Linked DNA regions of Homo sapiens: region 2 is linked to region 1. A link is a contact called in ENCODE Hi-C or POLR2A ChIA-PET data. All regions are on one chromosome and are shown on one strand. The core of a region is the stretch at or near the end of the contact, and the rest is flanking DNA. Distances in the headings are between cores, read along the strand shown. Region 1 holds the start of NFYC (nuclear transcription factor Y subunit gamma). Region 2 holds the start of EDN2 (endothelin 2).

Evidence for each region. Hi-C counts contacts between places; a loop is a spot of excess contacts on that map. ChIA-PET counts read pairs that join two places held with the same protein, here RNA polymerase II (POLR2A). Pooled maps may share reads with other maps.
Region 2: a loop to region 1 is called in a pooled map, with 4 times the contacts of the local background. The contact joins the promoter of EDN2 here to the promoter of NFYC in region 1. A Hi-C loop is called at or near these places in 1 of 168 maps with a recorded cell type or tissue (ascending aorta) and 3 of 50 pooled maps. POLR2A ChIA-PET finds 5 or more read pairs at or near these places in 1 of 52 experiments (MCF 10A).

What each region holds. Positions count from the first base shown.
Region 1 is chr1:40,688,771-40,695,635 of GRCh38, reverse strand. NFYC (nuclear transcription factor Y subunit gamma) reads right to left here and starts at 3,932. Exons shown (of 10, transcript NM_014223.5): 1 at 3,769-3,932. It overlaps NFYC-AS1 (NFYC antisense RNA 1), which reads left to right and starts at 3,375. Exons shown (of 1, transcript NR_024567.1): 1 at 3,375-6,556. It also overlaps a transcript of RIMS3 not described here. RefSeq lists enhancers at 2,945-2,994, 3,015-3,184 and a silencer at 3,425-3,524.
Region 2 is chr1:41,482,648-41,489,344 of GRCh38, reverse strand. EDN2 (endothelin 2) reads left to right here and starts at 4,662. Exons shown (of 5, transcript NM_001956.5): 1 at 4,662-4,807; 2 at 5,142-5,298. The coding sequence starts at 4,744. RefSeq lists enhancers at 1,669-1,918, 2,356-3,555, 6,404-6,697.

The DNA.
Region 1 (6,865 bases), core at 2,683-5,182:
CAGCCTGGCTAACATGGTGGAAGCCCGTGTCTACTAAAAATACAAAAATTAGCTGGGTGTTGTGGTGCACACCTGTAATCCCAGCTACTCGGGAGGCTGAGGCAGGAGAATCGCTTGAACCCGGGAGACAGAGGTTGCAGTAAGCCAAGATCACACCACTGCAACTCCAGCCTGAGTGACAGAGTAAAACTCTCAAAAAACAAAACAAAACAAAACCCAAAACAAGACTCCCAGCATAGCTCCATAGCACAGAATGGGTTTAGCCCATATATGTTTACAATTCTGTGGTATGAATCCTCATTTCGCTTTGCCTTCATTTCTCTGAAAATAAAAGGGGATAAAAATGCCTTGTAAAATCTTCTCTAGTACAGTTTTGGGATTTTTATTTATTTTTTGGGAGACTGAGTCTCGCTGTGTTGCCCAGACTGGAGGGCAGTGACACAATCTCAGCTCACTGCAACCTCTACCTCCCGGGTTCCAGCAATTCTCCTGCCTCAGTCTTCCGAGTAGCTGGGATTACAGGCGCCCACCACCATGCCAGGCTAATTTTTGTAATTTTGTTTCATCATGTGTGCGAGGCTGGTCTCAAACTCCTGACTTCAAATACCACCTGCCTCAGCCTCCCAAAACGCTGGGATTAGAGGCGTGAGCCACTGCGCCCAGTCTCTAGTAGTTCTGACCAAAGAAAAAAATGTGTAAGTATAAATGAGATAACAGATTTGTCATAAGAATTAAATAAGATGCCATGAACACAGCCTATAAAGTATAAATCTTAGTATGATTTCTGCCTGAAGAAAAAGCTGAGGTTCACAAGTTTTCAACATAAACTCAGATCTACTGAGATTTCCTGAGAGTTCAAGATTTCTAGAGTGGTCAATTCCAGATCTTAACAAGGTGGCCATGGGTATAAGGGGCTAACATGGAATGAAGGTGGTCACCAATGTTGAAGGGCAGGTTGCTCCAGAAATGCCTGCTGAAAAAAAAAAGGTGTACATATACACTCATTTTTATCACCTTGTCTAGTCTTACTAAAAACGAAACTAAGTTATAGATCTACAGCATTCTTCATATTTGGTTAACTTGATGACTGAGCCAAATGAGGCTGAAATGACCAATGTACAAAATACATGGCAAACCCTATTTTCACTTGTAGCTTTGCCTCTATCTTCCACAGTGAAACGTTATTGTAAACAAAAATGAGGGAGGGCTTCACCTAAGCACATCAAGACATAAAGCAATTAAGATTTCCAACTCACTGGTCTCCTCTCAAACCCTGATTTAAAGGTTTCCATGCAAAATTGGAACTGCAAATATTTTGTCCTATCCAGTCTTAATTTTACACATTGTTCAGGATAAGCATATCCTAGAATCAATATCCCACAGTCTGAAGAAAGCACTAGGCCTTTGAATAGGTCCTGGTATTTGGGGACACCCTAAGGAACTGGTGATGCTTGAAAAACCTCTCCAGTGAGCTCTTTACACTAGGCACTTGGTAGTTCCTCGCCATTTGGCATAAATTACCTCCACATACAGAAAGACTATCTGCAATATTCTGAAGCTTGGTTTTAAGGAATGCAGATTCTTCAAGTTTCTGTACATATTTTTCCCCATTATCTACCTGGATTCAGGAAAAAATGCAGCAATTTACTTGGTAAATCTTCCCTTTCACAATAGAAGCCAAGGGATATGATTTGAATACCTAGCTGAAGAACCCATATTCTCTATGGTTACAATTCTGTGGTCTGAATCCTTAAGCAGCACAAGAAATTCTTAAGAATTATAGTCTTCCATTTTATACACTCTAAACACCCAGAAATCAAAGTAGATGATCCACTTGGAAATACAAAATTATCTGGAAGTTTCATTAGTCAGGTTTATGTTGATAGCTGATGTAGCAGATAAAATTACAGGCTTTGGCATCAGGCAACCAGGGTTTGAATTCTAGCTCAACCACTTACTGAGTGACACCAGACAAGCTACTTAAACTCTCTGATCCTCAGTTTCCTCATCTGCAATATGGGGACGATAATGCCTACCTATTGGAGTTAAAATATGCCCCAAAATAGCAATTCTCTTCCTCTGCTACTTATCAATTCCCTTCTCCAGAAAATGTAGTTGCATTCACATAAAACTAAATTTGAAAACCCTAGGAGTTTCTTGAAATTGGTATGAAAACAGAAGAGTACCATCTAAAGCTAAAAAGGACTACCTAACAAAAACAAGGAAAAACAAATTAGGAAAACACAGATGTTTAACATAAATGTGTTTCCATGGCCCTCACACACTGGGACGAGCAAATGTAAAGCAATACAAGTAACTACGATTCAGATTCAGTGGAAAAGAACATATTCCCAACAAGTTGACTGGAACGACTCTGGATTGGAATAAAAACTTTTTGAATATGAACCAGAAAGTGTTGACAAGTCCTGTTCCTTAAGAAGCTATGCATGGGCTTTTTTTTGGTTTGGAGCTGCTTATTTGAAAAAACAAACAAAAAATTCAAAGTACACATGGGAATGGGTATACTTTTTAGGCACATATACAAGGAAATAAACCAAGACCGAAAATTTCTGGCTAGCTCCCTTTCCCTTAAAGGGGAACCTAACAATATTTACTCAACAAATAACTACCAACTACCTAATATTTGCTAATGTGGCTTTGGAAACTCAGCCATGACCTGTATCCTTCCTAGAGCAGCAAATTTCATATACAACATCTCAAAACTACTTGTATGGTCCTGAGACTCAATAATGTATAACTGTTCTATTAATACACTTCCCAAGTCCGAAAATGTCCCCTAAAATGCTTCCTATATCAGATTTTGTCACTTTAAATCTGATACTACTTAATGCTGTGCTTCCTAGGCTCGGACAGAGCACACTTCTCAATAGCATTCCTCTCTCGGTTTACTTGCTCCTCACATCACATCCCAGGTCCGTTGACTCTGGACTCCAGGGCTCCACCAAAACCTCAGTGTTTGAATGCTTGCACTCTCCAGCAAAATCCCTGATCCGATTCTACCGTTCAGCTATGCCCCTAGCCCTGATGCCTTTCTTCCTACACCATACACTCACACCGTGGACTTCAGGGCCACTTCCAAACTGGGTCACATTAGCAACCCTGGATCTCGAAGACTCTCAGCCTGTCACTTGGGTTTCGGTGTTTCCAAGCCTGGAACCCTGAGGGCCTGCACACCCCAATCTTGGGCCATGCATGTACCAGGAAAAGCACCTCTGAAAGTGAGTGTCCCCCATTCCCAGGCCATGGCCTAAGCTACCCCCAAAGTACCTGCCAGGCCATCACCCTCTCTTCCCCCTTAAAGCCTCTAGGCTCGCCCTCTCGCCGCAACCCCACGCCTGCGCCGCAGGGGGTCATTGCCCCAGCCGCCCTAGCCCAAGACGCGCGCATCCCCGCAGCCTCAGATTCCTTCATCACCCCCTAGACCGGAGCTGGCGCGTCCAATAAGGTGCCAGGTCCGCGGCCTCCCCGCCACCGACCAATCACGAGCGAGCCCCCCCGCCGTCGCCTTCCGCCAATGGGAGAAAGCCCGCGGGCCGGGCCGACGAGGCACACGGACCCCACGAGCGCGGCGGCGGCGACAGCAGCGGGCCAGGCAAGAGCACAACATGGCGGCGGGCAGGACGGACCGAGCTACAGCAGCGGCCGCGCGAGGAAGTGAGGTCTCTGGCGAAGGCGGGAAGCGCTGCCCCTCCCCCCGCCGCCGCTTCCCTATCACCCTCGCACAGAAACTCCCGCACACTCACACACCTCTGCTCAGGAGTCCAGGAAGAGCAGGAGCCGCCCCCGCGCTCCTACGGAGTCGGGCAATGCAGAGGCCCAGGCGCGGCGGAGGGGAGGGGGAAGTGTGCGTCACGGAGAACGGAGCGCGCGCGAAGCGGGGGCACAAGCAAGATGGCGGCCACGCCGTTTGCACCGTTTCCCCTTTTCCCTTCCCCCTCCCTTGGCGCCTGGACTCCCAGTATCGTGCGGTGCGCAGAAGCTGTGCTCCTTGAGGTCTCGCGAGAATTGGGAAGGGGCGACGACAGAGGGAGGCGGAATGAGATCTGAGAGTTTTAACCCCGCCCCCTTTCGGGAGCTCGAGATCTGAGTTTTGACCCCGCCCCCTTTCGGGGGATCCGGAGGCGCTGCCCAGTGACCTCCACCACCCTGCCTATCCTTGTGGATCTCCTTGGTGCGAGCTTGAATTTTAGGAAATAAGTAGGTGTGTGCGCGTGCCCTTGAGTTTTAGGAACTAAGTAGGGGCGTGTGTGTGTATTTGTGTTTTTAATTTGGGGAGAAAGAACTGGGGGATGAAGGTCGACATGGCGTTCCAGATTAAGCATGCCGTTCAAGTAGACAGCTACTGGCACCTTAAATTCATAAAAGAGCATTTAGCACCAAACTGTAAAGTGATGTCCTCTAGAATAAAGAACAGTACTTACCAAGAATAGTTAGCTTGTAACCTTACGTCGACATAGTTGTTCTTATTTGAATGCAGATTTTAAAGTTTTATCACGCAGTTGGAAACCACAGCTACTATGAGCATGGATTTTTTCATACTTATCTCTTTCATTTCCGTGACCACTTGGTCCAAAGGCATCAGGATTGTATCCATTTTACAAATGATAAAACTGAAGCTCAAAAAGGTTAAGTAACTTGATCTAAGTCCCCACAGCTAGTAAGTGTCAAAACCCCATCCGAATAACTTCAAAACCTGTAGGTATAGTCATCAAATGTGTCTTGAATGGAATTACCTACAGTGAGAGTTAGTGCATTAGGTAACAAGCGCAGAGAGGAATGACTGCCTCTGCTGATGGTAACCTTGAATTTTACAAATGACACTGGAGCCTTTCTGAGACTAGTGTTGCATGGGTCCTCAATAAAATCACACTGTTGTTACTCACTTCCTTTGGGTTTATAACCCTGGTGATAAAGTAATTGAGAATAGTGGAGTAAACCCTCGACTTGAATTCAGGAAAATTGTTTTCAAATCCAGTTTCAATAAATCTCACATCAGGCACTCTATTTGATGAATGAATGAACAAAACCTAACTATAAGACACTTGACTTCAGGGAGTCTCAATTCCTTCATCTGTAAAAAGATCTAATTCCTAACTTTTGGTAATGTTGGGGAGAGTGAATGAAATAATGTGAGAGTGCTTCGTAAATTGCAAAAGTGTTATAAAGAAGTTACTGGTAAGAGCTACGAGTGTCTCGCTGCACTCTAGCATGGGCGACAGTGCGAGGCCCTGTCTCAGAAAAAAAAAAAGTTACTTATAATGACATTTTCAGACATGAGAAATGGCATAAAATTAAAAACAGATTCAAGAGAATAGTATGTTGAGATTGTAGAGACAGATGTAGCTAATGGAAAAAAGCTAAATAAGTCTCTCTACAGATGTTTATTGAGTACTTATTGCATATACTATGCTTGCCAAAAAATGTAAAAGTGTACATTTAGTTACAATGAAGCAGCACAAGTTATTATTAGTGATTATTGTTATAATTAAGTATTGATCACACTTAGGGGCTGCAGTCTATTTCCTTCCAAGAGCCTGGAAGTTGGGTTGCCCTCAGAAATAAATAAAAATCTACATAGAGGAAATTAGCTAAGAGTGATATTAAGTATATTTAACAACAAGTAGTGCTCAAGCATAGATGAAGCAGAATTAGAAATGCAGCTAGGATCCTGGAGGTATACGTCTGTGCTAGGTGTTAACCCTTCAGTTGCTGGTTTGTGAATAGGAGGTCCCAAGGGATCCCAGGGGAAGGGAGTGGTCAGGAGGTTTGGGACAGCAGCTATTTACCAGGTAGTACTAGAGTATTTCAGTATTTTAATAGTCAATGTTATAACTGATAACAGTCAATTGATACATATAAGCCTAATATTAGTCCTTGCTATAGTCTTTATTATCAATAGCCTCCGCCCTTCCCTTTCTAAAGCCGTTGCTATCTGGCCTGTCCCTAGGAGATTAGGGTGAAAGACTTCTCACCCTAATGTCGTCAAGCTTGGCCTTGTTTTGACCAATGAAATATGAGTAGAAATGGCATGAACCGGCCGGGCACGGTGGCTCACACCTGTAATCCCAGCACTTTGGGAGGCCGAGGTGGGTGGATGACGAGGTCAGGAGTTCAAGACCAGCCTGGCCAAGATGGTGAAGCCCTGTCTCTACTAAAAATAAAAAAATTAGCCAGGTGTGGTGGCAGGCACCTGCAATCCCAGCTACTCGGGAGGCTGAGGCAGGAGAATTGCTTTAACCAGGGAGTTGGAGGTTGCAGTGAGCAAATATCACGCCACTGCACTCCAGCCTGGGCGACAGAGTGAGACTCTGTCTCAAAAAAAGAAAGAAAGAAATGGCATGAACCACTTCTGAGCAGAAATTTATGAGCTATCTTACAATTTTGCCATATTATCTTTCCTCTGACACAAGAGCAGCATGTCCTAAATAGAGCTCCCTCTTCAGCTTTGGTCCCAGAATGAAGATGTGCAGAGCGACAGCTGACACACATAACCTGTAATGTTGTGTGAACAATAAATAAACCTTTGTTGTAAGCCACTGAGATTGTTTTCGTTGTTACTGCAGCATAACATGCTAGCTAAGCAGACTAATACAACCATGAAATTAGCTATCCATGGGGGTAAGCCAAGACCTTTTTTACAAACATGACCAAACAAAACAAAACAAACTCTGATAAAGGGCATATGGGAGGAACCTGAAGAAGGTAGATATTGTAATTTAATAAATGGAACCTAATCAATCTCGTCAGCCATTCTGTACCCTGTTTGGAGAGAGATTCTGTGAACAAAAGGGCTTGCTCAGCCATGGCAGCCCAAAACAAGGCAGTCACAAAGGCTAGCACTACC
Region 2 (6,697 bases), core at 3,413-5,912, 790 kb before region 1:
CTCAGGGCCGGGCTTTGGAGCTACACTGACTTGCTTTCTAACCTTGGCTCTGCCACTTCCTAGCTGTCTGACATGGGGCAAGTCACCCTCTCTGAGCCTCGTTTCTTCATTTATAAAACAGGGACTCATTATAGTAACTACCCCACAGGTATGTTGTGACAGTTCACGAAGCTAATATACCTAAATCACTTAGCACAGGGCTCAGAATATATTCAATGCTCAATAAATGCTTATTTATCCTCTATTCCTAAAAGGCTAAGTGGGGAATCTGGCCCTTAGCCCATTAGAGGTAACTCAAAGCCTTGGAGTCCAGAGATTTCCATCCTAGATGCTGAGTCCTGAGTTAGTTTCCTCATTTCAAAAAGTCCAGGAGGACTTACATGGCCTCTTAACAAGAGTGTCTTGACTGAACCATGTTTGCTTTTGGCTGAAATTCCAGCAGTTTCATAGGCCTGGCTGACCCTGCTCTGATTACCCTTAGACTGATAACAAAGAGAGCACATGAATTATTCTTTTGAAAGTACAGTTTATGTGGGAGATATAAATCTTTCCAAATGGGCTGAGACAGAGGGAAGAGGACCAAGGGTGTCCTCCAAGGGAAGCCATGGAGACCAGGGGAGCCGGCCCCGCAGGCTGAGGCTGCCCTTGCAAAGACCCAGTTTGAGGACAGTGGTGTGGGTAGTGGCTGGTCCTACTGGCTCAGGGTGAGCTATGGCTGATGGCAGGAAGCCCAGACCACCCACCAGAAAGAGGCCCTGAGGCTGAGTGGCCCCAGGCCTGAGTGGGGGCAGCCCGACCCACAGCATTTGGGACAAGTGGTGATGGGAATGTTTGAGTCTCCTGAGTCCCTAAGCCCCAGCCCAGGCGGCTCCAGGGCCAAACCCTCCCCAACCCCCAGCCCCTGCAAGCTCCTGTCATCTCCCCCGGCCAGCCCCTCTTCCCAGCTGCTCGCTCTGCTAGGCCGTCTGCACAGTGTGTGCCTGCAGCAAAGACACTGTGTCCCTTCTACTGGGGCTGCAAACAGAACTTCCCAAAACCCGGTGGGGCCAGGTGTCGATGGGGAAATGACTGGTTTTGCACAGGTGAAGGAGCAGAAGGGCTCAAGCTGCAAGAGCCATGCTGCTGGAGTCTCCTGGGCCTCCTTCTGGGGAGCTCTAAACTCAGGTCAGCTTGATCCTGAATGTCACAGGCAGTCAGAGGTGAAAGCATCTCTCGCCATCAATGGGAAGGCGGGACACCTGAGGCCAGGGAGAGGAGCCCTAGGCCACATGTCATGAAAAGCAGAGCTGGGACAAAGCTTCCTGGTCCAGGGCCTCGATTGCAATCCCAGGCACCTGCTGCAGCCCAGCCCTGTTGTGTCAGGCATCACTAGGAGACTTAGTCTTCACTCCCATGCAACCTCCATTCAGCTCAGTGTCCACAGCTGCTGGACAGCTGCTTGACGGGACCATATTTGCTCTTAGAGCTGGGACTATAGAGGGAGCTTTGGGGTGCACAGAGAGACAGCCTAACCTCATCCCAATGCCCCAGCCTTCCTGCCAGTGGGGTCCTTCCTGACGGCCTTTCTCCAAGGGACCCAGGATCCTGGGCTCAGTTTGGACCCCTGGGAGAGCTTCACGGGTGTACAGGAAAGGGTGAGGCAGGTTAGGAACCAAGAGAACACACCCAGCCCCATCAGTGTCTTGAGCCAGTTGCTCCTCCTCTTGCACCTCAGTTATCTCATCTACCAAATGGGAGTGGAGACGGGGATTTCTAGGGGGAAGTTTCTAGCCCAGTGTCTGACTCAGAAATACACTCAACTGCTCTCTTCTGCCAGCCCTCCCTCCCCATACATCCCTCTTTCTTGGATTGGGCTGCTGCAAGCATAAGGGAAACAAATCGCTTAGCGAGTAAAGCAATTCTCTTCAAATTCTGAGAGGGTGACCTTCGGTGGCTCCCTGCCCTTCCCCCTGCAGCCTCAACAAACTCGGGCAGGTGCCAGGGCCAGAGAAGTGGGGCCAGGGGGTCGTGAAGCCAGGCCACCTAGAAAGGACAGGGACAGTGAGGCCAGGACAGTTATAGGTGGCAGGGTCATGCAGTCCGACCAGCCACGAGGGGCAGAGGCAACGGACAGAGGCCCAGGCTAAGCGACCCAGGGAGATGGGGCTATTTTTAACTCAGCTTAATTTTCCCTACCTGGAAACTAACTCTTGTCAGTGGAGCAGCGCTGTTCCGGGAATGGCTTCATCCCCTAAGATCTGTGCTCGCTTAGGTTCCTGGGCCAGTCCTCTCCATTTCACAGGAGCCCTGCTTGTTCAGCTCAGGCAGAGGGCAGAGAAGGAGAGAAACCGGAGCCCGGCCCAGCTCGCAGCTGGCTGTGCTGACCCTGCGGGGCTCGGGCAGCAGCCCCTGCCTTGTAGTCACCCTTCTTTCACACCCGGGAGGGATCCTGTCTCTGGGTTCATTTAATGCTTCTATTATGTTTCCCCGGCTCGGAGCCTCTGGTTCCCTATTGTCTTGAGCAGGCGTTTTGCATTTGTGTAAAGATTAGACGCTTTATAACCTTCCCTCTTCTCCCTATGGTTTCCCTCTTTTACTTTCTCAAATCTGAGTTCTTTCTTTCTGGCTACGCACTGCTTCCTCATTCTCCCCCTCTCTCCCTGCCTGTCTTTATCTGCCTCCCTGTTTGTTTTCCTCCCCACCGTGACCCCCTCCGTCTCCCCGCTGACCTGCTTTTCCTTCTTTCTTCTCTTCACGGTCCAGCGATTTGAATTCTCTATCCACCCCCAAGCAGCCCCCAGCCCTGCTTAATTCCGTATTCATATTCTTGCAGAGGCTGATAGAAATGACTGTGAGTATTGCTCACCTCATTCCAGAAATACTCTTCTAAATTCTTCGAGAGGCACGACGTGGGAGGGCAGAGAGCACCTCACGGGGAGTCCCTTGTGCTTTGCTTGATAGACCAAGCCACCTGCCCGCTGGGTGGCCTTGACCAGGCCCTGCTCCTCTCTGAGCCTCGTGGGCAGTCCTGAGCTGACTCCCCTGTGATAATAGCTGCCTCCTGGGGTTGTGGTGAGGAAGAGTCGATAGTGCTCCAAGCACGTAGTAGGTGCTCAGGAAACATTTGTTTGTTTTTTTCACAGGAGCCAGCTCAGTCTCCAGGAAGGAAGATCCTGCTCTCACCCTCCATCAGTTCTGCCAGTTTCTCCAGGATTTCACACATGCACGCTTGCTCTGGGCACACCCTAGGAAGATGCAAACTTGCCTGTTCCTGGTGGTCACCTACTGTCCCCTTCATAAATGTCCAAGGACAAAGGAGCTGCTGAATACAGGAACTGAGCATTGGGCATCCTGGGTTCTGTAAGTGGAAAGCCAGGTGTGCATCTCTTGACCCCCCTGCCCTCAGGAAGCACTCGCAAGGCCCCTACTGTGTGCAGGGTAGGTGTCAGGCCCTGCCTCCTCTGGGGCTCTGGACCTTGAGATTGCAGGGGAGATAAGTGCAATGGGATGAGTCAGGCAGGCACGAGAGGCACAGGCCCTGGGAATTCCAAGAAACGAGAGGGCCTTTCCTGTTGTGCCTGGAGACAGGGTCCCTGAGAAGACTCCAGCAGGAAGTGGACTCTCAGCCAGGGCAGGAACAGAGGGTGCCTGCCGGTTCCCTGAGCTGCTCAGCACAGCTGTGGTTCATCCCTGCTTTCCCCTCCCCGGCAAGGCTTCTGGGCCAGCAGAGGGGCAGGAGCAGAATGCCAGTCCCCAGAGAAGTCCCCTGGCTTACTTCTTTTGCAGACAGTAGCCCCCGGTGGAAGCCAAGACATCCTGTCATGGCCAGGACAGGAGACTGTTCAAGGGGCGCTTTGTGTGTGTGTCCTCAGGGACATCTTTCTGGAAAGGGGTCTGAAGCCACCTTCTTAGTCTCAAAGGAGCCTGTAAGCCAAGCAGGTGAAGTACCTTCTTGTTTTGGCCTTGTTTGCAAACAAGGAAACAGGCCCAGGAAGGATGCCCTTGGCCATGGCTGCATAGCTGAACAGCTTCTGGAAGGGACTAGAACTCCTGCCCCAGGCCCTGGGGTGACAGGGCAGGGGTTGAGGGGGGCATTTCCTGGGTGAGGTGGGGATGAAGCAGTTCCAGGCTGGTCAGAAGTCAGGCATGAGCTGTGTCCTTCACAGAGGGAGGCAGGCCCAGAGAGGGCTCTGACTCGCCCAAGGCCACACAGCCTTGCGTGGGCCTTTCACATCCCACACAACAGAGGGGCATCCTCAGCCTGGTTGGCAGAGGGCAGGCAGGATAGATGGCAGAGTCTTCTCCGAGGAGAGGGGTTTTGCTCATGGAACCTCCTCCTCCACACTCACAGCCCTGGGCGAGACCTGTGGAGCAGCCGCCAACAGAGTGAGGGAGGGGGCTCGGGGCAGCTGGGGGTGACTTGAGGAAGTCCAGCTGGACTGCGAGGGGCCCCTGGGGACTGCCAGGGAGCCTCAGGACTCCCAGAGGTGCTCCAGGCACAGAGGGAGGAATGGGCCTTCCATCTCCCTCCCCCCTTCACTGCAGAGGCTGGGTCGGGCCAGGCGCCCGGGGAGGAGGCGGTGTCCCTGGCTCCCAGCCCGCCGGTGCAGCGGGGCAGGGCTGGACCAGAAGGGGTGGGGCACCGTGCCTGGTATAAGAGGCAGCCAGGGCACCGAGGCAATGAGCTATCTGCTCAGCTTAATAGCAGGACGCTGGCAACAGGCACTCCCTGCTCCAGTCCAGCCTGCGCGCTCCACCGCCGCTATGGTCTCCGTGCCTACCACCTGGTGCTCCGTTGCGCTAGCCCTGCTCGTGGCCCTGCATGAAGGTGAGCTGCCCTGGCCTCACCTGCTGCCTACAGCTCCTGGGTCTGCCTATCTCTGTCTCCCTCTAGGGCTGCAGTGCCTCCCAAGCCAGCTGGGGGCAGACAGGGGCGGGAGCCTGGCGGCAGTGGTGGCAGGGGAAAGGTTCTGCAAATACAGAGGTGCCCAGGCTCCCCACGGGCTGCTGGGACTTCCCTGGGCTGGCCTGGAGCTCTTGAGCAGCAAGAGTGCCAACTCCCTCGATTATGCAAGAGGAGGGGCATGGTGGGTCCCCCACTCTGGGATGTGCCAGGCACCCCAACCCACCTCTCCACCTCTCTCTCCCTCCTGTGCATGCAGGGAAGGGCCAGGCTGCTGCCACCCTGGAGCAGCCAGCGTCCTCATCTCATGCCCAAGGCACCCACCTTCGGCTTCGCCGTTGCTCCTGCAGCTCCTGGCTCGACAAGGAGTGCGTCTACTTCTGCCACTTGGACATCATCTGGGTGAACACTCCTGAGTGAGCATCCATGGGGATTGGGGGCAGGGGGAGCTCTGGGGCAGGGTGTCAGGGTGGAAGCTACTGGCATGCTAGGGAACGTTGACACATTCCATCTCTCCCTGGGCCTCCAGATGGAGGCACTGGCTAATATCAATAGTTAATTGTTTCAATTCCTGAGTGGGGACCACCTGAGCCATAGAGAGGGCTGTCTTCTGAGAATTCTTAAGACAGCCTGGTAAGCAAGTGTTGGCCCCGTTTTCCAGATTCAAGTGCTGAGGCTCAGAGAGCTTAAGCGCCTCCCCCAAGATCACACAGGTAATTGTAAGGGTAGGCACCATCCTCGGTTGGGGAATGCCGGAGCTCACAGTCTCTGTCATGCTGCCTCTGCATGCTCTTCCAATAATAATACGATTAGTGACAGCACCCGTGCTTTGACTATGCCAGGCTCTTTGCCAAGCACTGCACGTGCATGATCATCTCAGGAGCCCCCCCATCCTCCCCATAAGGCAGGATAGTCCCTCAAACGACAGATGAGAACCTGCCCTGTGCTACTGGCTACACCCGGGTGGGAGCCCCGTGCTGTCTGTTCCGCCTGCACCCGCACTGCCTCCAGGCCACTGCATACCTTCAGTTGAAGTTTCTGTGTGTGTTTGTGATTTTTTCCCCTCCCCAAATTGCAAAAGGCAAGAGAAGCCCTGCACGTAAGCGTGTGTGAAGCTAATCCGCATCCAAACACTTGCTTAGGGCGGGAACCCTGCCAGTCCCTGCGTGCTGAGTCTACCTGGAGTCACTGCGACTCCAACCACACCATCTAAAATTAGCTCTGTCACTCGAAAGTGCTGGTCTAGCCAGCCACAGGGCCCCTGCCATTCCCCTGGCCCGCTTGATCAGACTCTGAATCTGAAATTAATCCCATCTGAACACACACACACACACACACCCCACTTTCAAGTCAAGCCTCTAAGGCACATGTGTTACCCCTCCAGGCAAGTGGGGACCAGATGGGGGCAGCTTAGCTATGAGCCTGTGTTTACTTCTGTGAGATGGAGTGGCCGCCCTTCCTCCAGAGCTAGCTGAGAGCCTTCTTTGAGAACAGGGGGACCAGCCTGTCTGAGAGGGGAGAGAGACTAGGAGGTTCCCAATTCCCAACTTCAGGTAGGATCACAGATTTCCTTGCCCCCATGCTGGGAGCTCTCAGTGAGCCAAGCCAGGCCCAGAGAAGGGGAGGGTCTTGCCAAGGGCTACCAGGACCCTTGTGGAGTAGCCTGTGACTTCAGTGGTGTGACTTCTTGAGGTCAAGGGCTGGTCACCTTTCATTGGCACCCTGCTGGCATGGGTGGCTGTCCCAGTGGGCAGTGTGGACAGTCCCTGCTTGCCAATGGTTGTGGTTTATTTAATCCTCTCTCTCTTTATTTTT